5 separate regions of the Homo sapiens genome follow, and regions 1, 2, 3 and 5 are each linked to region 4. Evidence: chromatin loops called from intact Hi-C (ENCODE). Cell type or tissue: Calu3. All regions are shown on one strand. Links, peaks and the distances in the headings refer to the core of each region. The heading gives the core; the rest is flanking DNA.

The links. Peaks named below come from ENCODE experiments on the same cell type or tissue, not always from the same donor. Only the 100,000 strongest peaks of a DNase experiment are listed, where the experiment ranks them.
Region 1: a loop joins it to region 4, with 17 times the contacts of the local background. A loop is called at or near these places in 13 of 110 quality-filtered maps.
Region 2: a loop joins it to region 4, with 8 times the contacts of the local background. A loop is called at or near these places in 23 of 110 quality-filtered maps.
Region 3: a loop joins it to region 4, with 8 times the contacts of the local background. A loop is called at or near these places in 21 of 110 quality-filtered maps.
Region 5: a loop joins it to region 4, with 14 times the contacts of the local background. A loop is called at or near these places in 10 of 110 quality-filtered maps.

The regions. Positions count from the first base shown.
Region 1 is chr5:129,357,690-129,364,032 of GRCh38, forward strand. The region is part of intron 4 of LOC102723654 (a long non-coding RNA gene); the gene reads left to right. Among named protein-coding and RNA genes, the nearest start is that of MIR4460, 36 kb to the right of the region's middle. In Calu3, for the core only: CTCF peaks have their summits at 3,895 and 4,095; no DNase peak of the experiment used is centred there.
Region 2 is chr5:129,661,851-129,668,193 of GRCh38, forward strand. ADAMTS19 (ADAM metallopeptidase with thrombospondin type 1 motif 19) reads left to right here. Exons shown (of 23, transcript NM_133638.6): 16 at 3,649-3,729. Among named protein-coding and RNA genes, the nearest start is that of MINAR2, 83 kb to the right of the region's middle. In Calu3, for the core only: a CTCF peak has its summit at 2,664; a DNase peak (open chromatin) is centred at 2,701.
Region 3 is chr5:129,397,541-129,403,883 of GRCh38, forward strand. No RefSeq gene overlaps it. Among named protein-coding and RNA genes, the nearest start is that of MIR4460, 3.6 kb to the left of the region's middle. RefSeq lists an enhancer at 563-1,551. In Calu3, for the core only: CTCF peaks have their summits at 3,178 and 3,431; no DNase peak of the experiment used is centred there.
Region 4 is chr5:129,765,833-129,772,175 of GRCh38, forward strand. It overlaps MINAR2 (membrane integral NOTCH2 associated receptor 2), which reads left to right. Exons shown (of 3, transcript NM_001257308.2): 3 at 1-900. Among named protein-coding and RNA genes, the nearest start is that of MINAR2, 21 kb to the left of the region's middle. RefSeq lists enhancers at 1,920-2,421, 2,292-2,351, 5,672-6,225. In Calu3, for the core only: a CTCF peak has its summit at 2,225 (motif pointing left); a DNase peak (open chromatin) is centred at 2,239.
Region 5 is chr5:129,538,875-129,545,217 of GRCh38, forward strand. All of the region lies in intron 6 of ADAMTS19 (ADAM metallopeptidase with thrombospondin type 1 motif 19), which reads left to right. Among named protein-coding and RNA genes, the nearest start is that of ADAMTS19-AS1, 81 kb to the left of the region's middle. In Calu3, for the core only: a CTCF peak has its summit at 2,982 (motif pointing right); no DNase peak of the experiment used is centred there.

The DNA.
Region 1 (6,343 bases), core at 1,608-5,607, 410 kb before region 4:
CACCTGCATATGCAACTTTCCTAAAGCTAACTTTCCTCCTTAATTCACTCCCTGGGATTTAAAACACCAATTTCCGAAACCCCAGTTTCCTGTCAGTATGTTAGGGCCAGTGTTGAGTAAAATACCATCAGTGTTTGCTTCTGAGTACTTATCGTACAGGTATAATTCAAGAATATTGTGGAGGACTTCCTGTTTGGTGGACAGGTGGATACAGAGAATCACAGCATACTCTAGCAGACACCAATGAGCAGAAACTTCTGTGGAAACCAGAACCAGAGTAGGATAACCTGAATCATAATTGACAAATTGCTGGAGGCTCAGTGTGGACAAGTCTATGAGTTAAAAACTCAAAGAAGCCCTTCTACCTTTGTGATTGATTACCTCTTGGAGCTTTGCTGTAATGCACAGTGAATATGAGAGAGAAAAAAATACCCTCAGGAGAAACTGTGTCACCAAAGGCTAACTTATTGGCATTTTACCACAGCCGAAGTATCCTTGGGGAAGGGAATACCCAACTCCAGTTCTCTCTAGCCTTCCTTGTGTGAGAAGAGGAATTACCAACTCCCGCCACCTCCAGCCACCTTGGAACGTAAGGTGGGGGTGGGGAGGCACTGCTAAGCACTTGTGATAGTCACAGACACAGGTTCACTAAAAGACTGAGACTAATCAGGATGACAGAACACTTCCCCTGCCTCCACATCTTACCACCATAGATCACTAAAGGTTCATTTACTGGAGTTCCTTCAACCCAGTACAAGTCTAGCTTTCAACAAAAAATTACAAGACCTACTAAAAGGCAAAAAATACAGCATCAAAACTAGAGTTAGATACAGCAGGAATGTTAGAATTATCAGACTGAATTTAAAACAACTACAAGTGCAAGGATTGTAATGGGAAAAGACAACATGCAAGAACAGATGAGTAGAGAAATAGAAATTCTAACAAAAAATCAAGTATATTTGGTATTCCCAGAAGTATGAAGTGCCTCAGGACACTGTCAGTAAGCATATACTATTTCTTATTGTCATTCCGTTTGTATGTGTACCATAGGCTTCCACAATTGCCACCTTGAATGTTCCTGGGGCAAATCACCAGTGATATGTGACTGCCGTATAATGACAATATTTACCATTTTTCATATCTAATTAATTGAGCTACTGTTTGTGTAGTATTCCATATACATTCACACCTTAAAGTTTTTTAAGGATACAAAGCAGGTGATAATGATATATGCTTCCCTTCATACTCATACTCAGCTAGTTACCTTAACAGGCCACATCCTGGTTTACAGCAATCCAGTACATCAGTTGCTAACTGCCAGGAACAGTAAGTCCAGTTCAGTGTAAAAGTAAGAAAACCAAAATCAAAACAAAAAAACACAGTCCAAATGGTAATTACAAACCACTGTTACTCAGGCAAGTCTTCAGCTAAGAGTATCATCATCATCAAGGGATGCTGGTTGATATCTTCCCCAAACCACCCACAGCAACTTCTTGGGTAAGTCTTAGGGTTCAGCTTCATTCAAATACCCTTCTCAGCAGAAAAAAAAATCCAGATATTTCTTTCAGCAGTGGCCATCACTTGACACTACATCTGAAAAAACAGCTAAGAAAATTAGATGTTCTTTTTTTTCATACATCATTACCTGTTTAAGTATCACTTCTCTTCTGCCAAAATTTTCCTTTTTCTTTCTTTTACTCATTACCTGTGTTAGTCCAGGCTCAGCCATGCTGGGTGGAATCTCTACACAACCACCCACAGGACAGATAAAGCCTTCTCAGAATTTTTTTTTTCATCCTGGCACAGATTAAAAAACAATGGAACAATTCCAATAACTAGAAGTGTGTCCAATATCTACAGTTCATCTTAGTTTAAACGCATATGGTGAAGACTATATCCAGTCTGTCATTTCCTTAAAGTTTCGAGGAAGTGAATTAGCACAGCAATGCCTCTCTTGTTGTGACATGCATGGGCAGTCTCAGACACAGTACACCTGGATCTGACAAGAAAAAAGAATTTGCAAGGTGTGAAAGGTAGAGTTTGTGGCTGTATCATCTCCTACCCCTCATTCCATTTTACACAGGAGAAACCTTAAAGTTCCTCTCTCTTCACTTTTGGTCATTCAGGTGAAATATACATTCATCCAATCAAGCCAGCCTTCCCTTCACACAACCCCCACTTATCATTAACCTCACTTTTAATTGCCGAATCTAGTTCTCAAGTAAACTGTTACTTTGAGCATGAAAAGAGACATAAGTTCATATTATGTTATGCTTCTTAGTAAAATACGTATTATTTAATGAAGTATAGCCTGGCCACATTTATAAACATTCCGCTACAAAATTTTTATGGTATCTCAGCTATTGCGTCCTTTACAGGATAAAGGGAGTCCAAAAGCAAATATATGCCCATTCTAGTCAGAACATATTTGAAGCCATTTATAGCTACTGGCAAGGATCCTACGTAGCCTGCCAGCTACAGTCAACTATTGTCTTGAAGAAATCTTACACATATTTATTTCCTGTTTGTATTCTGTACATCTTTTACCACATTAGCAGCTTCATAATATGATAAATATGTAATTACTCTTTGCAGTGTTTCATAGCTTGAGCACTTCGCAGTCTACTTGAGATATAGAAGTAGCTACCTTTTTTTTTTTTTTTTTTTTTTTTGAGACGGAGTCTCGCTCTTGTTGCCCAGGCTGGACTGTAGTGACACAATCTCAGCTCACTGCAACCTCCACCTTCCCAGGTTCAAGCGATACTCCTGCCTCAGCCTCCCGAATAGCTGGGACTACAGGCACACACCATCATGCCCGGCTAATTTTTGTATTTTTAGTAGAGACGAGGTTTCACCATGTTGGCCAGGCTGGTCTCAAACTCCTGACCTCATGGTCCATCTGCCTTGGCCTCCCAAAGTTCCGGGATTACAGGCATGAGCCACTGCGCCTGGCCAGATATAGCTACTTCTAAGATCCAAACGAAGCTGTCAGCTTTTGCATTCTAGTCCCCTTCTGAGCCAGTAGCTGATTTTTTCTGTTTAGTAGGTACACGGCACCCCTTTAATTTTTTCTTGGAATTCCTACAGGATTTCCAAAACTACATTCCCTACACAGATTTATTCTTAATTATATGATCATCTAGGGCTCATTTGCCTGAACACATGGCAAAGCAAAGCAATGGCCACCACCCATGAGTTCATAAAATGTAAAACATTTTTTCTGAGGAAGAGCCCAGTGCTCTTTGCACTTTCAGATATGTTGATCTCAATGCTGCCCATTCTATAGCTTTACTCTTGGTGGGGGGGCGGGGTGGGGGGAACCTTGCCTAAGGTCTTTATCAAACACAGGAAAGATATTGGCATATTTCCAAAATAAACTGCATTCCTGAATTTAGGAACACACCAGGAAGCTTGCTTTACTTTAGCAAGAGACAAATTTTAGGGTTCAGGAGCCAACAGTTCTAGAGATTGTATCATTAGTTCCCAAAAGAGGGCTGGAAACTGCTCATGGATACAATGATCTCTCTAACAATGCCCTGACCACTACTCCCAACCCCCAACACACACACACAGCCCAATTTGAGAACATATTCCTATGTGTACCATTTTATCAGTAGACTCTGATGAGTGGCTCTAGCTTTATGGGAGTATCTGACATTATCCATAGCATACTAGTTATTTCAGTTTTCAGAAGTATTTTTCTTCAGTGATGGGAGATCTCTCCACCAGATCCCAGAAATAAGCCATCAATTATCCTCAAAGGGATGTATCTAGCTGTGGTGTTGGGTACCTTGCAAGTCTTCTATTACAGCGTCACTTTTGTGGAACATCATTAGACTTTCCATTGGCATCAGTCTCTGAGTTTACAAAGCAGGTACCTGCAAACTACTGAGATAAAAGTTAAGATTGTTTGCATCAGTGATGGAAGAACATATTGAGTTTAGTCAGTAGGGGGAGCCATATTTTCAACTTATCCTTGAAATGGGTGGGAAAATATTTAAGAAATTTATAACAGTATGAAAATATGGACTTTAAGCAAAAACATTTGCAAGACACTTTAATGCAATTTAGTCATTCCCAACTTTCTACATGTTAGACCTTGTAAAAAAACAACAGATATATGCTTCCATGCAATATGAAGCATCCTTTATACCAAAAAAAAAAAAATGCTGTCATGATCTATTCAAAGAGGAGAGATACAAAAATCTCCAAGGCATTGTATCCATATCTCAGCACCTCTAATTTAGTTACATTCTCCACCTGAATGCTCTGTAATTCAAACACCAAATTGTAATGTTGTTCATCACCACTTTACTATATAAGAGGAAAGAATGAAGAAAAAAGTAATTAGTAATATTTATAGATGTGTATGTATAATACTTAGTCTGTATGGGATTTTAGCCCAGAGCTTATTAATTAGGAAAAAACCCATAGCTTTCTTTTCCTTTCCACTTTTCCTTTTGAGGCAAAAAGAATTTCACCAGTCCTGGCCATCTCCCTTCTAATGTCAAATCCACCAGAAGTTTAAAATGACCTACGTGTTTCTTCCTCTCCCAGTAGGGAAAAGATAGGCACTTTATTTCCTATAAATAAAGTAGTTTTATCCTTTTTAAAATATTTTTTCTATTTCTACATCATTTGGATATTCAAGTGACTTTATCATTAAATCATAGTTATTTTGAGTGTCACCAGCAACAGGCTTAGACTTCTAAAGTCATAGGAAAAATATTTGAAAGCATGTGAATTGTGTATAATTGATTGTCCTGTGAAAGAGATTTATGGATTATAAAACTTTGTGTTTTTTTTTTTAATTCTTCTTAATGATCTTTCAAAGATTCTCTTTTTAAAAGGACTACTGGTGATGCTGATAGCTACAGCAGGCTAGGAAGGAGACTATTTCAAAATATTTGTGTTCTGACCACAGATTTTGGAGGAACTCCACACTTTCTTTTTAAAACTCTAGGAATGCCTGTATGGGAATAAAAGAAAATATGGTCATCTGGGAAAAATCAGTGTTGGCCCAACCCAGAAAAGGGATAACTGAAACTAGGTCACTTGACTAATAGCTTGAGGGGCACCCTGTACTATTTTCTCCTCTTTTAGAGTAAGAAGGAATGAGGAATCACAACTAAAACTCTGCTTAATAAATAAAACAAATGGAATTTACCTCACTAGCTCTTAAAGCCACCTAATCTTTATCATGTGGGAAAAACAAACACTAATATTGTTGCCATCGTTTTCCTATTTTAAGTGCATGGAGTATAATGAAGTATAACTGGAAGCAGTGTTACTCTGTTAAATTAGTTGGACCCCTACAATCTTCCAGAAACTATATACAAGTTTTTTTTAGAAATTGTATACAATTTCTTTAGGTAGACTAAACTACATCATTAGCGAGTCAATCGAATAAATTTTTTTTAAATTCCAAAATCTAATATGAAAACATACTAATCCCAAGAATAACTGTTATACTAACATTATTTGAATATTTCACTTTAATTTGTAATTCTATATGGTAAGAACATACAGTCTGTGCACGAGCGGATTGGCTTTTTAAAAGGAAAAAATTTGATGAAAACCATCTTTCTATTTCTACTTAGTGTGCTTTTAGGAAAGCAGTTTGACAAGATAATTCTAGAAAACACAGTGGAAATCAGTACAAAGTTAAAATCCAAAATAGTTTAGCTAAAAATAATACATTTACCAGCTTGAGAGTCCTTCTAGAAGAGATGAATTAAGATTTAGGACTAGATATTTCTCAACTCAGGCAGAGCTTTATATTTAAGAAAAAAATTCTTCCAAGTCAGACCATGCTATGTTGAAAACAATCTCTTCCTTTTTTTCCTTAAAATTCAACTGTAGTCCATTTTGGAGAATATAATTCATATGTTGGCAAAAAGTTAGAAAGCCTCTGAAGAGATGATTCCTAGGTGTACTTAAACTGGCCAACTTATTTCAAAACACCTGTGGCTGCTGTTTTATCTGAGGACATTTTTTTTCAGTAAAAATCATGCATACTTTACTATGTGATTAATATACCTCTTAATTTAATGAAAATCATGTGTTGAGTAGGCAAAAACTATAATGCATACCAAACTTATGCAAATTTTTAATATCTCATACTGCATCATTAATACATTGAATAATTATAAATCATTTTTTTGCATGGCCAATGTAAGCTTTAAATATGAGCATAGGCTATGTTTTCTAGTAATTTTATAAAGACCTAATTATGGAGAGGAAATTTAGACATATTTAATTTTTTAAATGTTAGGCAATATTTCAGGTTTATCAGTAATTTATTCACAGGAAGATTTTAAAAATAATTTTGAAACACTTCTTG
Region 2 (6,343 bases), core at 947-4,946, 100 kb before region 4:
TTTTGCGTGTTTGGTTGTTTGCCACAGCAGTCGGGGAGTCATAGTGTTAACTATTTTTTTCTATTTTAGGAAATAGTTGCAGTGAATTATAGCAGGAAGTGAACAGGAGAAACAGACAGACCTGAGTTCAAAGCTTGGGTCAGCTAAATTACTGACAATGCAGTGTTGGAAAGTGTTTTTTTCCTCTATCTTTATTTTCTCATCATACTAAATTAGAAGTGTAATATCTACCTTGGAGACTATAATTATGGTTAAAATTAATAATTTCTGTAAAGTAACTATAATAATGATTAGCACATAGCAGTTTTTCAAAATATGGCGTTTGTTACTTCGCTGTTGCCATGAAGATGAAGATTGCTATCAACATTTTAAGATGGCTGATTAAAAATGGGATCTCTGGTTATAAAATAGGATGTTACTGTGTGCAAAGTACACACAAGGATCAAATTTACGATATTGACTTCACTGGCTTCATGATCCAACTTCTAAGCTTCTAAGTCAGTACACTGCTAATTGTGCCAAATGGCTTATTTACTGAAAGTATTTAACTCCCAGTCATTGGCTTTCTCTCTTCATATGTGTTTGATTAATACTTTTCTACCTCTCTTCTTGAAAATCAGTCTAACCTGTCCTTTAAGCCATCCCAACTCAATAATAGAGAATCGCTGTAAATATAACTATAAACTTAGATATAACTATAGTTCTAATGTATAACATACCTCAGAGAGTACTATTAAACTCAAACAAGAATTTGCACATACTACATCTACTTTGTTATATCTATTCTTCTTTTTTAATATTCTGAAGTTCAACATCTGCTCCCAACACTTTGCTGAACTCATTTGCTCGGAGATTAACAGTTATCTCTTGATTGGGACACTCAGAACTGACTGTCTTTAGTCACCTTTCTCTTTGATGCCTCATGTTTGACATACAGCTTTTGACAGTTCACCAGCAATTCTTCTTGAGATATTCTCATCCATAGGGTCCCACTTCCCAAAACAGATGAGATCTCCTCCTTCTCATGATTCTTCTTCATTTTTTTTTTTTTTTTTTTTTTTTGAGACAGAGCCTCACTCTGTCACCCAGGCTGGAGTACAGTGGCACAATCTCTGCTCACTGCAACTTCTGCCTCCCGGGTTCAAGCGGTTCTTCTGCCTCAGCCTCCTGAGTAGTTGGGACTACAGGCATGTGCCACTATACCCAGCTAATTTTTTGTATTTTTAGTAGAGACGGGGTTTCACTGTGTTAGCCAGGATGGTCTTGATCTCCTGACCTTGTGATCTGCCTGCCTCGGCCTCCAAAAGTGCTGGGATTATAGGCGTTAGCCACCACGCCCGGCCCCATTCCTTTATCTTTTTTCCCGATTTATTTTTATCTCTTTGTTAAAAACTATGACCATCACCAAAGTTAAGGCCTTGACTTCTCTTCTTGATTTTCTCCACTTATTTCCATGCCTTAACTTGGTGATTCTGCAAGGATATCTTGAAAAGCTACGTCAATAGCATGACTTTTCTCTAGATTCCAGATGTTACAGAGTTCTTACTGGATGTTTCTACTAGTGCGCTGTACCATTTTGTTAGATACAAATTGCAAAGCCAAATTTATTCAGTTATTACCAAAACTAGATGATTTCTCTCTTGACTTCCATGTTCCTGTAAATGATGCCCCATTGTCACATAACTAATAATAAAGCATTGTGTTCAATATTTATTATACCCACTTTCTTTTGGTTACTAAGTTCAGAAATTTTTTTCTACAGAGTATCTTCTGGATTTTCTCCCTTAGCCTCCACTACTCCTGGATTTTACCATTAGTGTCCTGACACTGTTACCCACAACTATATCCCTGTTCCTCTTGGATATCACTGTTAGTCAAAGCCTCTTAAAGCCAGAATCCAATTACCAAGGTCCTTGCTATAGAATGTTTGATAGTTTCAAATTGATAAATTCATTCTCCTGGGCATGCATTTAAACTCTCTTTAATAGAGCCACTCTCTTAAATCTTCTCATTCCATCTGAATTATTTTATTCAAGTGCCACTAACCACACCACATATCCCTTACTCTTCCTTATACACAGTGAACTCATCCTTTTTCTGTATGCATGTGAATGCTACCCATTCTCCAAAGGCAGTTCATCTATTTACTTTTTTGTGAAGCTTTCCTTTATAAGTTGTTCTCTCCTTTGAATCATAGTGATTCTGTCTGATGACAGTGTTTCCCAAGTATGAGTAATTTTTAACAAGGAAAAAAAAAATCCTACCTCTGTGAATAAAAATAGCAGTGAAGCCTTGAAGGTAGTAGCTTAAACAACTCTGGTTTATAACCTTCAGCAGAGAATTAACCATATCATTTTGCATATTACCTTTTTAACATGATATTTGCCATTGTATTCAACTCATTTATATAAGGTAGTTATGCCTGTCTTTCCAGTTCAATTATAAGCTCACTGAGGGTAGAGATCATCTTACCTGACTTCTGTGTGCAAATAGCCATTATGCATTTGTTTCCATTTTAATTGCTGCGTATTTTGGTCATGTGAAAAAATGACAGTGCTTTTATGTTTAGTGTTACTGAGAATGGCTTAGTGTTGCTGAAATGTGCAATTCAATAGTTAATTAAATAAACAGTGTTCTTGAATGGAAATTATGATTCTAAAAGCACATGCCACTAATTCCAGCCACTACCACCAGGGGGGGTATATGCTACCTTTTGGTATACGCCAAATAACTCAACAGTCTCGGGAAGATGAATAATTAATAAACAGGAGACAACTCTGGAATTAGCTCTTGTGCCTTTTCTAAAGCTTAGAAGGTAGACTTTTATAAGATACATGGATCTTCACAGAACTACTAAGAACAATATTTTAATATAATTGGAAAATAACTTCAAGCAAAAGTAGGCATCTGTTCTCACTATTCTGCACTAAGTGAAACTTGAGTCTGTATTTTTCTGCACATTTTCTCTTATCTCACTTTACCTTATCATTTTATTTCTCTTCAAGTATTATATCCCTACATCTGCTGAAAAATGTTTCCTGAGAAGCACCTAATCATGTCTTGGGTCTAGCTATCTGACATCTTCAGAAATGACCCTAGATTGCTTGGCGCGACCTTACACTTTCTGTCTCCGGCATCGGTTTCAAAACCCTTTGTTAATATCCTCCAGAAAATGCTTGGTCTCTAGTGTCCTATACTTCAGTACTCCAGGGATTTAGTCCAGGCCTGCTATATTTTCTCCGGCTATATATTCTTTTTCCCCACACTTTCTAACCTAAAGAAGTTCCCACAACAAAATCTGAGGTTATCTGTTCTATTTCAAGATCCACTGTGTTTCTAACCAGGCTGTTCCACTGGGTTTTTTTTTTTCCCTCCTCACAATTCATAAGGTATCAATGAGATTTTTTTGTTTGTTTTACATAAAATAAAAGTGCCTGTTTGTCCTCCGTAGTGCTGTAGGCTCAACATGTTTCCAAGAAACTTCACTGGAAATCATGACAGCTTTTATATATAAAAATTTTTCTTTACGTAAGTACTGAAATATCATAGCAATAACCAAAACCAAAAGGAAAACAAAAGGCAAGTCAATGAAGAAAAGAGATTTTGAAGGAACTCAAGATTTATTTCATGTTTTATTGACTCTTACAGGTTATGTAGAAGTGCTGGTGATACCTGCTGGAGCAAGAAGAATCAAAGTTGTGGAGGAAAAGCCGGCACATAGCTATTTAGGTAACCTGTGTTACAGACACAGAGAAGATCCAAGTACGAGCCCAACTCCCTGCCCTGAGAGTTCTATGATGAGGAGGAAGTCAATCTGTTTCTAGTTTTATGTTTGAACTTCCCAGGAACTATCTTTTGTCATATCAAGTAGGAAAATTTTTCCTTCTCTCCCAAGGACTTCCCAGGAGCAAAAGCAATCTGGTTGTCTGTATGTTTTTGAGGGGTAAAAATTGCTTCCACATGTTAGTCCAAGATAAAAAAACAAAACAAAACAAAAACCTCATTGAATGATTTGGGTATGATTTATATTCATATATATATATATATATATATTTCATAAATATATTTATTTCACATATATACATACATTCATATATACATATTAATTGCATTTATAAATGAATTTATGTATATATATATATAAAATGATCGTTTCGTCAGGAAATCTTGTGGCGTTTTTGAAGTAATGTTCTACATACTAAAGGACTTGATTTTTTAATGGAAAAGGGTTCTCTCTCTTGCCTCATTTTAGGAAATCTCACCTATGAAGAAAACATTTTTAAATTTTTAACTATTCCTTATGAAAAGTACTGTATCAGTTATTTTAATAGTTTAATTAGGTCAATTCATGATTTTAAATATATGAAAAAAATACTAAATTGTCAAAATATACGTGCTCATATGTTAAAGTTTCAATCTAATTAAGTCATGTGAAATTAAGTTTTATCTGGCATCCAGAGATAGAGGGACCTAATATGATTATGTCAGGCAGACATTTTTCCAGAATTGTAACACTGTGTTTGTATTATCTTTACATACACAAAAAAAGCTCTCAAGCCTATTTTTTTAACAAAAATAATGTCCTCCCTATTTTTTTTCTTTAATGAGCAATAATGTTCCAACAAGGAATCCTTTGTATATAGAAACAACTCAGCTTACGTGATTGTTTCTACTCTGCAGTATCAAAAATACATAATCTAAACTCAGATTGAATTTTTTTCAATAGGAGTTGAAGTCTAGGACTAGAAAAATTTGAGGAAAGGGGACTGTAAAAGGAATTCTTTATCATGTGACACACTCATTACCAATTATTACCATTTGTTCCCAAAATATGCATTGGTATTTAATCTATTTTACTTACTATGGTACAAATAGATCATACAAGATTTTCAAATACAGATTAAAAGTCCTGATACCCAGTTTTTAGAGACACTGGCCATAATCTAGACAATTTCAATACATTCATTCAATAGCAGACAAGTTGTTATTACACTTGCATGTATGTTTTCTTTTTTCCAAGCTGGAAAGGAATATAGATATCTCAAATGGAATTTCTCAATTATACAAAATTCTAAATTATAATATGGGTTTTAGTAACCTGACACATGTGGCTAAATAAGCCAGGCAATATTACAAAGGTGACATCTTCATGCTGTCTCCAATTTCTTACCTCCCAGTCTCTTCAACCAATCCAGTCCTGTTTCCTGTCTCCCTCTACAGTAAACGCCTTTTATAAGGTCAGCAAATGCCCTCCATGTTGACAAATCCAATGTTACTTGACCTGTAAGCAGCATTTAAAACTGTTGACTTCTCCTCATTTCATTAAACACTTATAGGACCACTGGATGCCACTTACTGGTCTCTTTTGTGAGGTCTTCAGCCTCTTTGTTTCCAAATATTCCCATACTATGGGGTTCAGGCCTGGGTCCTGATCTTTTCTCTGCTATATTCTGTCCCCAGGGAATTACATCTAGCTCTATTGTTTTGCATGTTTATTTGATGTAAATTATCAAAAGTTTCATAGGTACCTCAGAAATAATAAGTCTGATATAGTTTGGATGTTGTCTCTTCTAAATCTCATGCTAAATTCTGATCCTCAATACTGGAGGTGGGGCCTGGTGGGAGGTGATTGGATCATGGGGATGGATTTCTCACAAATGGTTTAGCACCATCCTCTTGGTGCTGTCCTCACAATAGTGATTTCACGTGAGATCTGGTTACTTAAAAGTATGTGGTATGTACCCCCCACCCTCCTGCCCCTTGCTCCCTCTCTCCCCATGTGAGATGCCTGCTCCACCTGCACTTTCGGCCATGATTGTAAGCTTCCTGAGGCCCTCATCAGAAGCCAAGCAGATGGCAGCACCATACTTCCTATACAGCCCACAGAACCGAGAGCCAATTAAATCTATTTTCTTTATAAACTACCCAGTCCCAGGTGTTTCATGATAGCAGTGCAAGAACAGCCTAACAGAAAGTCCAAAATCAAAAGTCCAAATAAAAAATTTGATTTCCACTCCATGCTAAAACCTCTTCTTCCTTTGGTGTTCTCCACTACAGTGAATGTCACTGCATTAGTGTCCTATGCCTACTATAACAATTACTGCAAACTTGGTTACTTAAAACAACAAAAATGTATTCCCTCATAGTTCTGTAGGCCAGAAGTCCAAAATCAGTTTCACTGGGCCAAAAATCAGTGTTTGCAGTGTTACACTATCTCTGGAGACTCTAGGAGAACATCCATTCCCTGCCTTTTCCAACTCTAGTGGCTGCCAGCATTCCTTCGCTTGTGACCTTGTCACTCCATTGTCTACCTGCATGGTCTCTTTGCCTTCTCCTTTCCTTC
Region 3 (6,343 bases), core at 1,176-5,175, 370 kb before region 4:
AACCGTCATACCTTGTCATACCTTGTGAGAACTTACTATCATGAGAAGGGCATGGGGGAAACTGACGCCGACCTCCCCCACCCCACCCATGATCCAAACACCTCCCACCACGTCCCTCCCTCAACACCTGGGGATTACAATTAGAGATGAGATTTGGGTAGGGGCACAAAGCCAAACTGTATCACCACAGTACTGTCAAATAATGACAAGTTTGCAACCGTTTCTATGTGGGGCCAATTATGATAGAAAATGTTACTGCCTTTGCTGCTTTATCTGATAAGTATAAGCAATAGTATCACCATTTGTCATAATAATACACAGACTGAACATTTGTAAGATACTTCACATTTTACAAAGCAACTTTCATGTTACGATTTTATCCACCTTCTTAAACACCCCAAAGGAAGGTAATATTTCTTCTAACAAATGAAAATATGTGGCTTATTCATTATTCAACCTCAAAGCAGCAAAACCAACATAGAAACTGGGGTCTTTGATACAGAAATCTGGTGTTTGTGCAGAGCTGTCATTAAAGCTTTCCTCCTAGAAGGAAAGTATGACTAAGGTCTTTTGTTTTGTATATGTTGAGATCTTGCCATGCAGCTTGTAAATGTTCACAAAAAGCATGGGGAGTTTTGATACTTAATTACAAGATTGGGTCAACTAATATAAAGCCCTGGATTCTCAAGTTCTCATTAGATACTTTTGATGTTGGAGGTTATTGTGTGTGCCAGTGGATGCAGAAGGTTGATTTGGCCCAGCCTGTCATTCCCCCCTCAAGCCCCCCAATTACCTGGATGATGTATTGGTAGAATAGGCAATGCTACTGAAGAATTCTTTCATCTGAGAGTGAAGATGAAAACAAACCAACACATTCTCCCTGCATTGTTCACTAGCTTTTTGTTTTATCCTCCTAAGGTTTGATGTTTGATAATGAATAAATTAGGATAAAATGTGAATGCACCCTCTGTAAGGACCCAGCGGGAAACATTGGCTGTTGAGCCAGATCTCAATCAGCAAATGAAAGGGGTTCATTTTGGCATCAAGACCAGGCCTGTGAAGTCTGCATATTTAGAAGAAATTCAAGATGAAAAAGGAAATATGTGTGCATGATGTTTATGTGTATGCAAGAGAGATAGACTTAGAAAAGTTTCAATTTTATGGAAACATCACAAACGAGATAAGCAACTTAATTTCCTTATTATATAATTTATATATAAAAAATTCATCATTTCACTATTGTTGATTAAAGTGGCATATTTTACTAGCGCACATAATGTTTTACCATTTGGAGGCTGAACATCTTTTGAAACTCATACACATCTGTAAAATACCTACATCGTTGGCATAAACTGTTGCTCATCTTCATGGAGACAACTTGAGCCTGATTTAAAAAAATTGTATGGAAACTGGTTTTATATGGAATAACATGAACAGTCATGAAATTGGTGTTAATACTTCTTCTTCTTTAGTATGATATTTAGATCTGCTTCTCTCTTCCTGGTCTATATGCATTCCTTCTTTCAAAGGTTGTGATATATTGTTATTCTAAGGACAGTGCCCTAAGGAATTTAATTACATTAATTTAAAGCCAGGATCTGAGGCTAACAGCACTCATACCTCAGATAGTATGTGGTCTGATGCTGTTACCTTTCTCCTCATACCTGCCCTCCACAAAGAGCTGTCACATGACTTTGGCACCTCCCAATTCTTCCCCCTGTCACTCAGCTTTTAGACAGAAGCTGGCTTTTTTCTGTAGTCCTTTCTTCACCTAGCGCATGCCTGAAGCCTGGAAGCTTTGCTGCAGGCTTAAATTCTTAAGTATGTAAGAGGTTATAGCCATTCGAGGAAAAATACCAAATAGGCAAATATGTTTTTCTGGCATGTTCTCCCTCTTCCCATATTATTTCAGACTCTAGGACCTGCTACGAAATGAGCCTTGAGGAAAGGATGTGCTGCTGGTGGGCAGACACTCATTTTTTATATATACACTCATTTTTTGTATGTATGCATTACCTGTTACTTCTTCTGGGCTCATTTAAACAGTGAACTCTCTTTTAATTGTATCACTTCAAACTGAATTTCTAAATGAAAAAAATCTGAGAGTCTAGCTAGCATGTTAGATGGATATTTTGGGTGGCAAAGACACTTTCCCAAATAACCTATCACAGATGATGTCTCATGCAACACTTGTATGTAATATGCAATGAAGACATTGTTCCTTTGGAAAGTAACTCAAGATCTTGTACCCTGAGGCTGCTACTGTAGTTTTGTTTCAGGCCTTGAATACACAGCCTTAAGTCTTGTCCTCATTTATTTTATGTGATAAGTGACCTGGCTCGAAGCAGGATCAACTCATTTTTAAATAGAGGCAAAAAGGAACATATAGAGAAATATACGTGGCAGGTTCATTACATTATATGGACATCACAACAATAACATTTTTTTCTTTCAATCTGTAATTAGATAAATTTTCTCTTTTGAAAACATGAAAAAGGAAGATGTAGATAAGGCAGCTAACTTTTGAAATAGCCTGGTCAAATGACATTTTAAAAAGAAATTAAGGTTTTTCTATTCCTTTGAGAAAATTTTTATACTTAAGAATTTTAATAATTAGGATTTCTTAAAGGGACAGGAAATGTAACACAAGATATAATGCTATGTATTATACATTCAGTGAGATTAAAAATACACTGAATTAAAAGTACTTTTCTTTTGTGTTATATCTGACTGTGATTGACATTCAATATATTTACTTAAATTTTTCCCTTGACCTCTTTTCTTCTCATTTCCTTTTTCTTTATGACTATAAAGCTGAGATTTTTATCTGTTAATTAGTAGCTTAAACTTCTGATGTTAGAGTTGCCTGGGGCAAGCAAACATAAATGGTTAAGTATTACATTCCTACCATATAATTAACTGACTTTCCATATGTGAAAAAAGAAATGGGAGAAAGGGAGGGAAGGGAGAGAAAGAATGGAAAGGTGTTACAGGAAAAGTATCCATCAAAGGAAAATGTATTATATTACTAAATAAGTTGTATTTCTTTATAATATCACTAGGTGGCATATAACTGACTCGAACAAAAAAACTAGAGGAGAGCCAGGAAAGTTGATTTAAAAAAGAAAACAAAAAAGCTATATCTGGGAGTTGTCTGTATTTGTTTATTTGCCTATACATTTGGCAGCTCACAACTCAGATACGTCAGATTTGTATCGGGGATCAAGTGATATAATACATGTAAAAGTGCCGTTAGTGCCTGGTGTATAATTAGCACTAAATATATGTTAATTTTGTGTTACTAGTTGTCGTAGAAAGCATTTTTTGTTGCTTATATTGCCATTCAAATGTATAATCTTATTAATAAGAGTGGGTAAGAATTTCATTAACTAGGAATATGTTTCCAAGTGGTTTATAGATTTAAAATAAAAAATATGAAATGACAAAGTCATAAGCATTTTGAAATATTTTCTAATTATTTTAAATTTAGGTAAATATTAATGTCTTGTGAAAAATTAGATCCATTCAAATTCAAGAAAGGGTTCATAAATGTGCCTACCAAGACTCATCACCATGTACTGAATTCAAGTTTCTAAAATCTAGAAGTATAAACATATGTATCTGTATTACACTCATAGCCACAGGCATTTTTGTAACTAGCTTCTGTTCCTTTAAGAAATGATGGATTAGCTGGGGCACAGTGGTATATGCCTGTAGTTCCAGCTACTCAGGAGGCTGAGGCAGGAGGATCACTTGAGCCGAGGAGTTTGAGACCAGCCTGGGCAACATAGCAATACACCGTCTCTAAAATAATAATAAAATAAAATAACTGATGGATTACCAAAATTCACTCCTAAATATAAAAGAGTTTGATTACTTGTTACACACAAATTTCGCTTCCTTCTTACTTCTATGAAAAATATGTCTCAATACAATAAGAGAGAACCTGCAAGAAAACGGTAGATTTAATAAAGCAGTTTATATATGTTAGATTAGAAAAGAGAAAAATGGGAAGTTGCAGCAACACCTTAGGGAACTGATGATATTGATATAACCCAAGAAGAATAAAGATAACTAGTCAATTGATGTGCATACCATACATTTTCATTTTTCAACATGTAAAAATAATGACAGAATTAGCTTGAAACCAGGATTAAAATGTTCATGTACATTTTTCCCTCTAATGGTTCACTTAGATAGGCAACAATTTGAACACACATTTTGATGATGCCTCAAGTAGAAATTTGTATCACTTCCTCTAACAATCCAAAAATATGGACAAATAATTATAGAAAGGAAAAAACCCTAATCTTCCAGTCTTGGAAAAAGAAAAAGACTTGTTGACTACTTACTTTGTGGAAAACATATTTACATTTTAACAATTAAACAGTAAGAGAAGTATCATTATTATACATTATCTATGAGAAAAATAAAGTACACGTAAGTGAAAACATGCCCAAAGTCACTCATCTAATGTATAGAAAGATATGGATTAATGTTAACAGACATTTGTATTAGGCTGACCCTCACGAACACTTCCAATTAACAGATTTTATGGATGGTGAATTAAAAATACAATGAATTTTCATTAAAAAGTACATCTATATTTGATCACAGTTTTGCAAATAAAGACAGAAATTTGATTTTTTAATGTGCTAATACCTTGCATTGGAATTAAGGGTGTGTTTTATAAGACAACAAATTTAAAATTGATTAAGGATCAGAAATTCAAAGTGGGGCAATCACAAGTGATATTTAAATGATATAATAATTCAAATTGTTGGAAGCCCCTCTACTCCTAGTAAAGTAGATTAGGTAATTTGGACCAAAACTTTCATGAGGATAACTGGAAAACCTGGGGGAAAAAATAATGTGTTCTGAAAACACTGGAGAGTGGAAAAGATAGTTAACATTTGCTAAACCAGAATCTGAGGAAGAAACGATAGAGATCTACTGAGGTAAGCCTGAGACTTGGGGTTGTTTCCCCCCAAAAGTATTTGCCATTACTGAACAGCAAAGCCAAGAAACTCAGAGATGAAGTGTGCATTTTTACAGTCTGGCATAGACAGGAAGCTAATAATTGGAGTATAGGGACCTTCAAAAGGAGAGGAATTATAGAATCACTTTCACTTAAGTTTGGGACTCCAAAGAGCCCCACTCCAGGGTAAGAGTGATTTCTATATAGAAAGATTCTTCTGGAGAATAGAGTTCATGTTCAACTAATCTCAATCCCTCAGATTGGATTGAGGCAACCCCAGATTTCTACTGCCCCCGCATAGCTAGCAGAAGCACAATAAAAAGACTTGGGAACAAGATAACATGTTCATTCTCAAATGATTTCTCCAAACAAATTTCAAACAAAATTTTTAAACTACCCAAAATCATAACCAGATGCACAAGGAGTTAAGGCAGCATGACTGAAAGCCAGCAGCAAGAATAAAACATAGAAACAGATCTACAAGGACTCCAAATATCAGCCACAAATTTTGGAATAATTATACTACTTGTGTGAAGTAATAATAACCAGGATTGAAATTTCCAGAAGAAAATTACAAACTATAAAAACAAATGGAAATTCTAGCAGTGAAAAATAAAACAGTTGTAATGGAGGTCTCAATGGATTTTAAAAGCAGGTGAGAATTTGTTCAGTGAAAGAACTAAGGGGAGATATCATACAAAAAGACAAAAATAAAATAAACAAGAAATGGTAAAAGATATGAAGGGATGAATAAGAATGTTTAACATAATGGTATTTGTAATCCTAAAGTACAGAAGAGAAATGGAACAGAAATACATTTGAATAGATGAAAGACATAAAATCATTTTCCAAAAGACTGTGATAACAAGCCAGATAAATACAAAAAAATCCACAATTATATCAGTAACTGCTGAAAGCTAAAAACAAAGACAAAACTGTAAAGCAATTGGAAGGTTTAAAAAAAACCCTAGGGTTCATATTTTAATATGTTACAGTTAATTTAAAACCTGAGTACTATATCTACAATACAAAACAAGACAGCTCACTGATATTTTCAAAGTGCTGAAGAAAACAACTGCCAACCAGAATTTGATGTACAGCAAATATGCCTTTAAAAATTAAGGTGAAAAAAATATTTTTAGGTGAACAAATTCTGAAAGAATTATCACTAGTAGAATCTACTATTGTTAAGAAAAATACCTCTTCAGAAGGAATACATAAGATCTCATGAAAAATTAGAGATTCATGATGGTAGGAAGAGACAGAAAAATGCTAAAAATGAGTAAATCTAAATAAAGTTGAATGGTATGAAATGATAATTATTGTGGTTTATATTTTGTATGTGTGCTTATATAATTTAGTAAT
Region 4 (6,343 bases), core at 667-4,666:
GGAAAGCAGAGGGAATACTGCTAAGAGAACAGAGTTTGAAGCCTAACTGCTACTTGCTAACAGACTCTGGCAAGTTATTCTCTCAGAGAAGGAATGATATTACCTGCCCAACAGGGCTGGCCAAAGGACCAAATACAAAACAGGTATGAACAGTATCTGGCTCGAAATAAGCAGTTGCTTAATTAAAGGCAGTTGTTATTATTAATTTATGCTAGCTAATTGACAACCTGAGTTTACCTTCCATTGTCTGCAGATACCTGGGGACATGGTTGTAGACACAGATGGGGAATCAAGTCACCATCCTGCCCTTCCTTCTAGAACATCCTTTCCTAAGCCCCTCATTCCCACTCTTTTCTCATCTTTAAACAACCCAGCCAAAGGCTATCTTATGCAAGAAACAAAAGAGGGACTTTCTCTTCTTCTCATGAGCCTAAAGTCAGATTTTGTCCCTTGATATTGCCATATCATTTTGTTGTATTTGTCTTAAAGATGCTTGAAATAAAGTACAGTAAAAGACAGTTTGGGCTGGGCGCGGTGGCTCGCGCCTGTAATCCCAGCACTTTGGGAGGCTGAGGTGGGTGGATCATGAGGTCAGGAGTTCGAGACCAGCCTGGCCAACATAGTGAAACCCCGTCTCTATTAAAAATACAAAAATTAGCCGGGGCTTGGTGGCAGACACCTGTAGTCTCAGCTACTTGGGAGGCTGAGGCAGGAGAATCTCTCGAACCCTGGAGGCAGAGGTTGCAGTGAGCCGAGATTGTGCCACTGCACTCTAGCCTGGGTGACAGAGTGAGACTTCCATAAAAAAAAAAAAAAAAAAAAAACAAACAAACAAACAAAAAAAACCCCAAAAAAAGAGACAGTTTTACTGGACAATAAAGTTGTTGTGTAGAAAAAAAACGGCGTTAGTCATATTTGTAGTCCCTGATTTTTTATTCCTCTTCTCCTCCGTGGAAGGTTCCAGTACAATTTAAAACTGAATTACAGGAGAAATTTAAAACTGAATTACAAGAAATAAAGTATCAGGGACTTTATCACTCTCGCTGTGGACAGATATTGCTTGCTGTTACTCTGCCTTCAAAGCTTACCTGCCTAAAGTTTACCTCTAAGGGATTCAAAACATGTTCAGGTCTCTGCCACACGTGGAAAACATCTGTGCTGCATCAGGTCACATGTGGCTGCCTAGGATTAAGCATGGGTAAGGCTTCTAAAGGCAATAAGCAAGAGTAACCAGAAAAGTGTAAAGCCTGCTTACCTGAATTCCTGTCTCCCTTGCCCCCATCTCATTACCTTTCTCTTCTGCCTAGTCAATTCTGGTCAAGCACCTAGTATTCTTCTATTCTCCCTATCCCTCTTCTATTCTTATTTATGATACTATCAGTCATTTAGGTTTCATCATAAATGAGTTTATTACTTTCCTATTGCTTCCAAACCAATCTTCAGTTTTAGCTTTCAATGTAACTGTAAAATCAAAATATATTATTGCCCTGCCTTGAATTAATGTTATGCATCTACATGTGTGGGCAACTTATAAATAAAGAGAATTTACCTGTTTACACTCAAAATAATACCTTAAAAGAAGTTCCAATTTTGCCTTCTACAGTACAGATTTTTGTGAAAATGGAGCAGAAAGAGCATAAAGTCATGGAAAATGCAGAGGCGATGGCCCTAAACAGGCTTATGTTGAAATCGGCTTTCTTGAGAAGCTCTCATCCAGATTCAATGAAAAAGTGTCTCTAAAATATTTAAATGCAATCCTTGGCAAATAACGGGTAGTCAATAAATAATAATTATTATTATCTTTAACACTGACTATTTTAGTAACTTTTAACCTAAATTGGGGTGAGAACACCTGGCTCCACCAGTTCTTAAGTTATAATAATTTAGTTTCAACAATAATCTTCCCCAGGTTTTTGTATACCGCCCCACACCCCCCCCCCCGCCCCCGCCAAGAAAAGGTATCTTTTGTATTTTTGCTTTGTTTTTGTATATTAGGTGAGTGTGTGGGAGGCCTAAAAGCAAATGGTATATTAAATTTTCTTTCAAAAAAAATTCCAACTGTGCATACTTTTTAAAAGTGCTCCTCCCAGACTCAACAGGAGGATTAAAGTTTTTTTTTTAACATAATCCATTAATGGCCGTTCCAATTATATTCATGCTGCTGTCACCTAGTGGAGAGTTTAGTGAGTGGAAAACAGAAAAGGGAGCGTCCTGGATACGTTTCTCCAGAGTGCACTACTGCCATCTGGTGGTGATATTTACTAGGCCTGCCCTCAACTCATGAAAAAGCATTTTACCAAAGGGATATGCCTCTGTAATTACAATCAGTGTGATGGCATGACTCACAGCTCCTGCAACCACTAATTTTGATACCCTCTCATCTTTCAAGAAAAGAAATATGATTGGCCTTGAGTCATACTGACACTTGAAGGCAGAGCTGTAACCCTCAGCATCAACTCTTGACTCTGAGGCACATCTTATGCTAAAGCTAAAAGCTAGAGGAATGCCTGGAAATTGCCCCATTTCTAATCTCTTCAAATGGGTTAAAGTTTTAGGAATATTAAACAACTTACTGCTTGTTTCAGAGTTGGTATGATCGCCTGAATTTCTACATTTGTAGCTCTCTGTATTGAGGGTGTCTTTAAATATTATTTTTTAGTAATTTTTTACTAAAATTAAATTTTAATAATGTTGAATTATTAAATGGTATCTGTACCCATTGCTTAACACAGGTCTTAAGTTCTCCCCTCATATAATTGAATAAATATAATTTTATTATATCTGAGAAATAATTTTTAAAACTGTAATTAGGGCCCTTAAATCTCAACACCTCTGGATTTCTACTTCCAAACCCACAGAGTCTAAGAGAATATACACTTTAGAGGAAAGACAACTTTTTTGGTTTCTTCCAAATAATCACTTAGTCCAGGCTCTTGCCTAACGTAAGGTGAGAATATTCAACCAAAGTGAACGACTTCAGAAACCGAACCCAGATTTCTACCAGAGCAGTTCTGCTTTCATTTTATAGACACTGTAACTCATGTACCTCATCCAGTTTCCCTCGTTTTGCAGACTGTAGGAAAGGGAGTGGATAGGACTTCCTTGTGTGTATTTTGAGCCCTTCCCGCATTCCTGGCTCCATTTTATAATCTGCCCTTTCCTGCCTCTTACTTTCTGCCTTAAATACACGGTGCTCTGTCTTTCCTCAATGCCTTATACTTACTGAAAAGATGCAGAGTATATAGAACTATATGGACTATATAAACAATTGTGTGTCTGTATTTAAAATATATGCATATATACATAAATAAAATCTAAATGCAAAAGCTCTGTCTCCCAGGCTGGAGTTCAGTGGCAGGATCTCAGCTCACTGCAAGCTCCGCCTCCCGGGTTCACGCCATTCTCCTGCCTCAGCCTTCCGTGTAGCTGGGACTACAGGCGCCCGCCACCACGCCCGGCTAATTTTTTGTATTTTTAGTAGAGACAGGGTTTCACCTTGTTAGCCAGGATGGTCTCAATCTCCTGACCTCGTGATCCATCCCCCTCGGCCTCCCAAAGTGCTGGGATTACGGGCGTGAGCCACCGCGCCTGGCCAAAAGGCTCTCTTTCAAAATAAAAAATTGAAATAAATATTGTATCTTTTAAATAAAGAAATTCTTTTTTCAGTATAAAATATTCTCTGACTAGATTTCTTTAGCAAGAAGGAAAAAGATTCAAGGCTTACACAGTTTTGCTTATCCTGTACGCCGTTTTTAAGTTCCTGACAAAGAAAAGGTAGTAATTCTTCTTATGCTAATTAAACTGGTGGGTTTTTCTCAGCTATGAAATAAGCGCTAAAATCTCTCACATTAGAATTAGTTTCAAAGTTGGGAAATATTGTTTAGATAATTATTTGAATAATAAAACAATGGTTAGGCCAGATTCAAAAGTATATCAGTAAATATAAATGAAACAGCAGTTAACTAAGTTTCTTTCTTAAAAATACATTATTTTAAAGGCTGAAACATTTCTAATCAATACTTAATAGAATAATTTTATTGTTCCTGCTGCAAAAGTTTTCTTTTTTTTTTAATATAATGATCAGAAACCACTTTCAAGAATTGCAAACCCAGGAAAAAAGTTTTATTTTGCTTATCATGAACATATAAATGTACAGCTTTTACAGCTGTTTTCCAAGTTATTCAGGAAGATTCTTGACAAAGACTCTGTCCTTGATCTAATGCTAGTTAGGCTCCCCCGAGTGTCTCTCTGACTAGGCTCTGGATCTTGGGTTGTGTCCATGGTTGGCTTATTCCACTTTTGGCAAAAATCTTGCTAAGTCAGTTTACAGTAAATCTGACTACCCTCTATACGATATCTTATCACCCTGGCCTTCCTTCAGTAAAAATCCTGTTAGGTCAGTTTAGCAAAATATTACCCTACTCTTAGTAATATTCCATCCATCAAAGCCTGACTGTTCCCCTTAGCTATAAGTCTCCACTTTTCCTTATCATATTCAGAGTGGAGACTGATCTCTCTCCTCTACTATAAAACCCCACTGCAGAAGCCTCCCTTGAATAAAGTCTTCTTCACTGCCTTTAACATGTGTCGTAAACAATTTTTCCTTTAACAAGTCCAGTGGATGCCCATGGACAGCAGTGTCCCATAGGGCCCTATGCCTGCTGCCCACCCACCTGAACATTTCCATCCTGGCCTTATTAAGAATTCAACAGAAATAGTTGTAGCTTCTACACTGCATAATTTTTAAAACCCTACCCCTTCTACAAGCTCATTTCATCTCAACTATAATCTTGAGAGATAAGTGTAAAAGCCGTATTTTACAAGAAGAGATTGAGGCTCAGGGACATCAAAAGACTTGTCAGAATCAAATTGCAATGAGAGCTTAGATCTACTAAACCTATTCTGACTATTCTTTCTGCTAAAGTTTTTATTTTCTCATGGCTGTAGTGGGGGCTTGATATGGTCCAGCTGTTGATGAAGACAACGGAAGTGCGTCTCCTCTCCTTCGACCCATAGCTATACGTACACTCAGCCCCAGTCTCCAAGTGAGTACAAAAAGACCCTGCTTTAACAAGGGCAAACACAGTTATGCTCAGAATCCCAGTAAATCTGAATGCCATATGCTTGTACCATTTTGTAATTTAGGCTTGTGGGGCTTCTTTATAAGGTAAAATATTAAGTGATAGACTCTATGATTAAGAATATGTATGAGTTAATTACTCTTTCTTAGTAAGTGTTATGGATAGAATGTCTTTCCCTTATGACAATGTTCCAGAGTACAGGATCTGATTTCTCTAACTTTGCCTTAGATTATCCCTAAATTAGATGTCAGTCCCAGGAAGCTCCAACGCCTCTGTGTCAGGAAGGAGTTTGGCTTCAGAGGAGCTGACATCAAACCCACGCTGAAGAACCTCACCTCCGGGAAACCTGCAGGTCTGTGTCGTCTGCATCAGAGGTTTGGTGGGATGAATCCCTCAATCACTCTCCAATGTGCTGCCATGTAAGGCACCTAGTCATAGTTTGGCAACAGAATTTGCTCCCAGGATTTTCTCATCTTTGTAGACTATGCCTTTAAAATGCACCTTTCTTTACTGTACACTGGCCAGACACCGAGTTTCATCTTGTTCACCATGATAAAGAGCAGAAGGGAAAGGATCTTTTATTTCCCTATAGCTTGGAGTTACTCTCTCACCACCAGAGGGCAGGTGTGTACCAGGATGCCAAACCACAGCTTGCCTATTTTGAGGGCGGTATTTCAGTTGTGTCAATATACGGGTATCTTGACAAATGAGTGAAGAACTTCCAAAGGAATACAAGTGATTAATTGTGCTGATTAAGCCCTAGGGTAGGGAGCAGGAGAGCCTGCCGGGATCACTGAGTGTGCATCAGCACAGAAAAGTGACAGTAATTGGGGTCCCATGCTGAGAAGTCTTCAGATCAAGGAAGTTCAAGCTGGGCACATGGACTTCGTTAACCAAATCTTCTATTGTGTCTTTACTCAAGTTGTGGTTCATGCTTATTAAAAAATGCAGACTCTCAGGGCAGCTGCATCAGAATCGTCATGTTTAACAAGCTCCCTGGGTGATTCTTTCTCTCTTAAGTTTGAAACAGGATCTTGAGAGTGTCAGCAACTCAGCAAACTCTTTCAAAGCTAAGGTTCAGGTTGGGGAAACCCACAAGTGTTCTGGATTTTGTTGTGAACTTTTAAAAGCCCCGTCCAGGCGCCCATGAACGTAAGGCCTACTTGGTGGCACTTCCCTGTGGAACAAACAGGCAGATGTACAGATACAAATCATCTCTTTGTCTTGGCTCTTTCCTCGGCCTTTACACACTCCTCAGGAAT
Region 5 (6,343 bases), core at 906-4,905, 230 kb before region 4:
ATTATAAGCATATTCTTATGGTAAAAGTAAAAGAAACACCTTAGTGTTTACATAGTAAATTAACTTTTACCAACTTCTACTCTGCTCTCCAACCCTAAGGTAATCAATGTTAAGAGTTGGTGTGTATGTAAAGAACATTGTTTCATGCTATACACAGTTTTCTCTGTTTGTTTGCTTTTTCACTTTACGATTATGTCTGGCAAGTATTTTTATGTTATTTATTGTGGGAGGCAGAATAATGTCCCTCCTCCCCAAATATTCACGTTCTAATCTCCAGAACCAGTGAATATGCCATCTTACATGGCAAGGGGACTTTGCAAATGTGATTAAGGATCTTGAGATGGGCAGATTATCCTGGCATATTTGAGTGGTTCAGTGTAATCACAAGAGTCCTAAAATAAGGAAGAGGGAGGCAGAAGTTCAAAGTCAGAGAAGGACTGGAAGATGCTATAAACCCAGTTTTGCAGACAGAAAAACAGGTCAAAAGCCAAAGAATGCCAGCAATGTCTAGAAGCTGGAAAAGGCCAGGACATAGATTATACCCTAGTGCCTCTAGAAGGAATGCAGCTATATGGCACTTTTATTTTGTCCCATTAAGACCTGCACTTGACTTCTGACAAGATAACAAATTTGTGTTGTTTTAAGCCACTAAGTTCATGGTAATCTGTTATAGCAGCAATCGGAAACTGATGCATTCCTATATCGGTCTGCATCATTTGTGAGGGGGAGCTGACATACTATATATTGCATAAAAGTATCCTAATTTATTCAACTACTTATCTGTTTATAGAACTTTCTAATTTTTTGCTGTTAGAGAAAATGTTCTATAAATATGTTTATATATGGTTGTAAACATGTGCTGTAATAGTATTTATTTAGGGTAGATTAAAAAGTACTTGCTCTGTCAAAGGGTACACATATATAAAATACTGACGAATACTGGCAAACTGTTCTCCCTTTACTCACTTGTGGGACAAGGCTTCTGTGGAGGATCACCCTTTCTCCATATTTGTTTCCAGTGCCATAATAGTGAAAAATCACCCCACTAAAGAGAATATTTTATTCCTAAGTGACCTAGTACCATTTGGTTAATAAAGATTAAATGAGTGCTTCATGTAGTTAAGGAAAAAATATCCCTTTCTAGTTAGGGTAAAGATGATCAGCTATTTAGCTTTGTAAGAAAGCTGTGAAAAATAGAATAACATTGGAAAAAATGTTAATCTCCCTGGATTGCATGTTCTTATCCATATTTGGCAGAGTAAACTCAGAACCAGGCTCAGTTTCTAGTAAATGCTCATCGTAGATAACTAGTAAATGTTGGGGGTTATGTGCATACATTAATAGGAAGAAATTTTAGCTCAGGGGTCAAGTTTGGTCTCACATAAAATGCATAATGCTTCTACAAATCCAAACCTATCTGAGGTCATATATTTGTCAAATTGTCCTGTGCAGTACAATAAAGTAAATAGTTTAAAGCTGACCTAGTTATGCTTCTGGGTTCATAGTAACAAAAACACAAAACATGTTCTCTTAACTCTCAACTCTATGATTTCTTAGTGCAATTTTCACATTTCTTATTGAAATCATGGAGAAGGCATATATCTTTATGCCCTTTGAAAATACTCTTTAAAATTCAATTTTATTAATGATAGCTTTGCCTTTCCTATTTGCAGAAATGCTTTTGGTTTACGTATAATACATGTGAAAGTTAGTTTCAAACTAATGCCATTGGCAAGTAAGAGAAAATTTAATAAAACATATGAATTGCAAAAGTAACTTGATTTAATACAAATTACAGAATAATTTTTGAATGAATCACTTATAGGTATATCCCCAGGCACTATTAAACTCTACAGTGAGACTTATTCTCAGATGCATCTTCATTCTTGGAAATTAAAGGCTACATTTCATTTTTTTCAACATAAATCAGAACTTAGGCAAAATTTATTGGCCTTCCCAGTTGCCAAAGTCTAACAGTGTCATTTCTATAAATTCACATAATGAAACTCTGTGATGCAGACTTCGGGTGCACAGTCTACATGAGCCAAAAATGAGAGAATTTGAATCCACATGATCAAAGGTCTAGTCAGCAAATAATCTCTATCCCCATCCCATAAAATAAATATTTGAATATTTTGAATTAGGAATACATTACTTTGGTCTTCTGCAAAGAAGTTGATTATTGGAGAACTGAAGATTAAGAATTATCATCTGATCTTTGGTTTATAATGCTGCTGACAATTTATTTTTCAATTTTAGTGAGAGGTACTTCTAGTGTTTCTGGATGAAATAACTAGATTTTTTTTTTTTTTTGTAATGTGCTTTTTTCATTTGTTTGCTAAGTGAACAGAAATTGGCTACGTGGTGGACTGTAAATGCCCTTGACGATAAGCAGTGCATTTGTCATAGTTTTATCGTGTTGTTTAGTTACAGATGAAGTCCCATGTTTCACATTATGTAAATCAAATAGTCATGTTGCAGGTTCATGCATCATGATATGATGTATTATATATTTAGAAAAATCACCCCAAATCCCTTTCCCCCTACATCTGAATATACTTTATACTTAGTGATTCTTGACCCTAAGGTGAAGATTTGATTTTATGTGGTTCTTTAATTTTTTGCATTGCCATTTTATTCAGTATCATCTGTTTTGGGTGTTTCCTTCTCCATTTGTTTGCTGGCAAAGGCAATTGAATAATAGAATTATTCATTATTTAATATAACTCCCCAGACTTCTTTCTCACTGCTCCTGAGACCCTTACCACGTTACAGAGGTGATATGTTTTACCCACTTCTGTGCCTTTCAAGTAGAAGCCTATTTTATTTATCTCTGTTGTGTCCTTCCCCTTATTTAGTACATGGCATATTAGAGACGCTTAATGTATCCCACAATATTCAGTTGTATAGGCAGTACACTACACAACAGTAGAGGGAGCCATTTATGTTGTGTATTATAAATGTGTCCATAGAATTATGCAGTATACAACTTCTACCACCAGGCGTGATGTTCTCATAAATATTTGATTTCTATAGTTTCCTATGTAGATAAATGATATTTTGTCATTTATTTATAATAATAATGCTAGAAAACCTTTCCATTCATCTTCATCTATAGTTATATTGAGACTCTGAATATGTTTTGCTGCCAGCAGAAATTATTTTCCTTTATCATTAGGATATTGTTTGTTTTGAGCCACAGAGACCAACTTTGCCTAAGTTGAGCAACAGAAGAAATAGTTGGCTTATTTTGATTCGATATTCTCAGAATCAAAGGAAGAACTGAAGAATCAGGCGTCAGGAAAGATAGCAAAGAGGAAAGCTCTAGGCATCTCATCTACTGAGTTTGGATGATTCAGAGCCATTCATATTTTACTATATTATCTCTTTTCCATCCTCTGAAAACATGGGTTTCAATGTGGGGGGATAATCCTATGATTGGAAGCTGATGACTAGAATACACTGAAATACACTGACCAGAAAATATGATGCAATAGAAGGTGATTTCCCAGTGGAAAGATGCTAGGGACTAGAGTTGGGGAAGGATAGGATTTACCTCAGGACTATGAAGGAACCATTTGGCTTCACAAAAACCTTCCATTATAACCCTGGGAATAAATGTTCTGATTGAGAGCAGCCTTGTCTTGCCCAGACTTACAAGGTTTCCTGTTTTGTATCTTGTATATTGAAGGGGATGGTGACTGCTTGGAAAAAGTAGTTGCATGCTGCTTACCATGGGAAAAGTTTAGGGTAGGACAGCTATAGTGATTGTGTTTTATGAGATAAAATTTGGATGTATCTTCCCTCATTTATCTAGAGTTTTCCCTCTAATTTTGGTACATATTTTCAGAAAGATATATATATTTACAGTAAAAGTTATAAATATTAAAACTCCCAATACTGACAATCAAATTATTTACTTCATCAAAATTTATTTGCTTTCTTTCCTATTGACTTTTTAATAATTTACCAAAAAATGCATCTACTTTTCAACATCCATTCTGTTGGGTCAGTAGACTTTTAAGGAGTATGGAAGCAACCTGATAGGATTATATCATCTATATACAAAAGAAGTGAAGATTAGTGTACCAAGTGCTAACAGCCATCTTTAAATTATCAAGAATGGATTAACTAGTTTTTGTTGTTGTTTTTTTTTGTTGTTGTTGTTGTTTTGTTTTTTTTTTTTTAATTTAAGAAGGAGTTTTGCTCTTGTTGCCCAGGCTGGAGTGCAATGGCATGATCTTGGCTCACCACAACCTCCGCCTCCCAGGTTCAAGTGATTCTCCTGCCTTAGCCTCTTCAGTAGCTGGGATTACAGGGATGTGCCACCACACCTGGCTAATTTTTTGTATTTTTTTTAGTAGAGACGGTTTCTCCATGTTGGTCAGGCTGGTCTCGAACTCCCGACCTCAGGTGATTCACACGCCTCGGCCTCCCAAAGTGCTGGAATTACAGGCGTGAGCCACTGCACCCAGCCTGGATTAACTAGTTTTTGGATTTACTAGAATACAAAAATAATAGCATATTTGAGAAAAACACTAAAATTTGTACAAACTGATAAAAACATGTTATACTGTTTCTGTTGTCTGGAAATATACAGTAATCAGTAGACAGCACAGTGTAACATTACATTATGTCTACTGTGTTTTAGGGAAAACCTGCTCCCTTGCCAGTATAATGAGGTGAGCTTTACAGTGGGCAGCAGGCCTTCTTTAGAGCAAAGTTTCCTCTGGATGCATTATAAAGGCAAACAGAGGTAGGGGAAACATGGCCACTAAAACAAACTAAAGCCAAGTATTTGAGGGTGGAGTTAATTAAGTAAGGAAAGAGAGAAGGGATAACATGCAAGCGGGCCTGAGTCTTTGCCTTGCTTAAGTCCTAATGAAATACTGGAGAAGTGTTCTCAGCTAAGAGAACCACAGGAATAATACATCTTCCACTGATACTTCATGAAGCAATTCATGTGATAACCTATCATACTTGGATTATTTTTGTTATTTATAACTAGAGAATGGTAAATGTATTCCTAAATTTTGGGTGTGATTTAAATGAATTAAGTTTACATTAAGTTCATTTTGTGCCTTGTATTGAAAAGATATTATTTAAGGTTATGTTTTATCTTCTCTCTTTTAGCTCTACCTTTTCCACATTACTCTCGTAATTGAGTCTATATTTGTTTTGCATAGTCATCTCTTTCAGAATTTGCCAGGAGAAACAGAGAACAATTTTAATAATTAATGTTGATATTAAAATACTTCATCCCTATCTTATACTCATGGCTAGCAACAAATATTTTTTTCTATCTCCAACCATTTGGAAGAAAAATAACAATATTGTAGTAATCACTTATTTTTTACAATAATTTATAAGTAAAATAATCCCCACTTGTTGAAAGACATTTTTGAAAAACTATTAAATATCAACTGAACATCTTATTGAGACAGCTCTGCAGTCTTTTAAAGCATTTGGTGAAAGTAGCTGCATGATATAAAATGTAATAATAAAAAAGGCCTATGGCTTGTTTCTATATATATTTAGACCTAATGCTAACAATAAACTAATGTATCATTTTACTGCACTTCATTCCTATATGGTAGGTCACAGATTAAGTCCAGTTCTTTTAATTATGTGAGAATCTGGCTGTCTAGATAATCAGAAAATGTTCCCATTATGAACATCTATAAACCATAGCAAAAAATACAATAAGCGCACTTTCACTTGCACAGATGAGCCAAAAACAAAGCAAGTTCTGGCAACAAGTTTAGTAAGCAACTAAGGTAATGTGGTAGCTTCCCTGAGGGAGTTTTTTGAACTAAAAAAATCTAGGTTTTTATGTTTTAATGAGTCTGTGCAAAGTGGGGAAGTGGAACTGAAATGATTACACACAACTAGAATTTGCAGATACTTAGATCCTTAATAAAAGTATGAACTGGTAAAAGTTCTGCCAGCAAGCACAGGTTGTGAACAAAGAAACATTCTGCCTCATCCATCACCCCAGGTTAGGACAAAAATGCTTCCTCTGGGTATTCATTACCATGAATCTGATTTCAAAATTGAAGCACTTAGTGAAAGCATATGCAAAACTGCTCTGAAGGGACTCTCTTTCAACTTACACCATGAGGCAACCACACTTAACATCCCACTGACTGAGTTCATAATATAATTCCAAAATGACCAATGATAACATATTCCATTGTAAGAACCCAGAGGCATATTAAAGAAAAATAATTTTTAAAAAGTACTAACAGGGATTATAAAACAAGCATGTCCACCTAATTAAAAAAAATAAAAAATTTCAAAATATGAGAATAAGATGTTTTGGGGGAAAACAGTTGATTTGAAA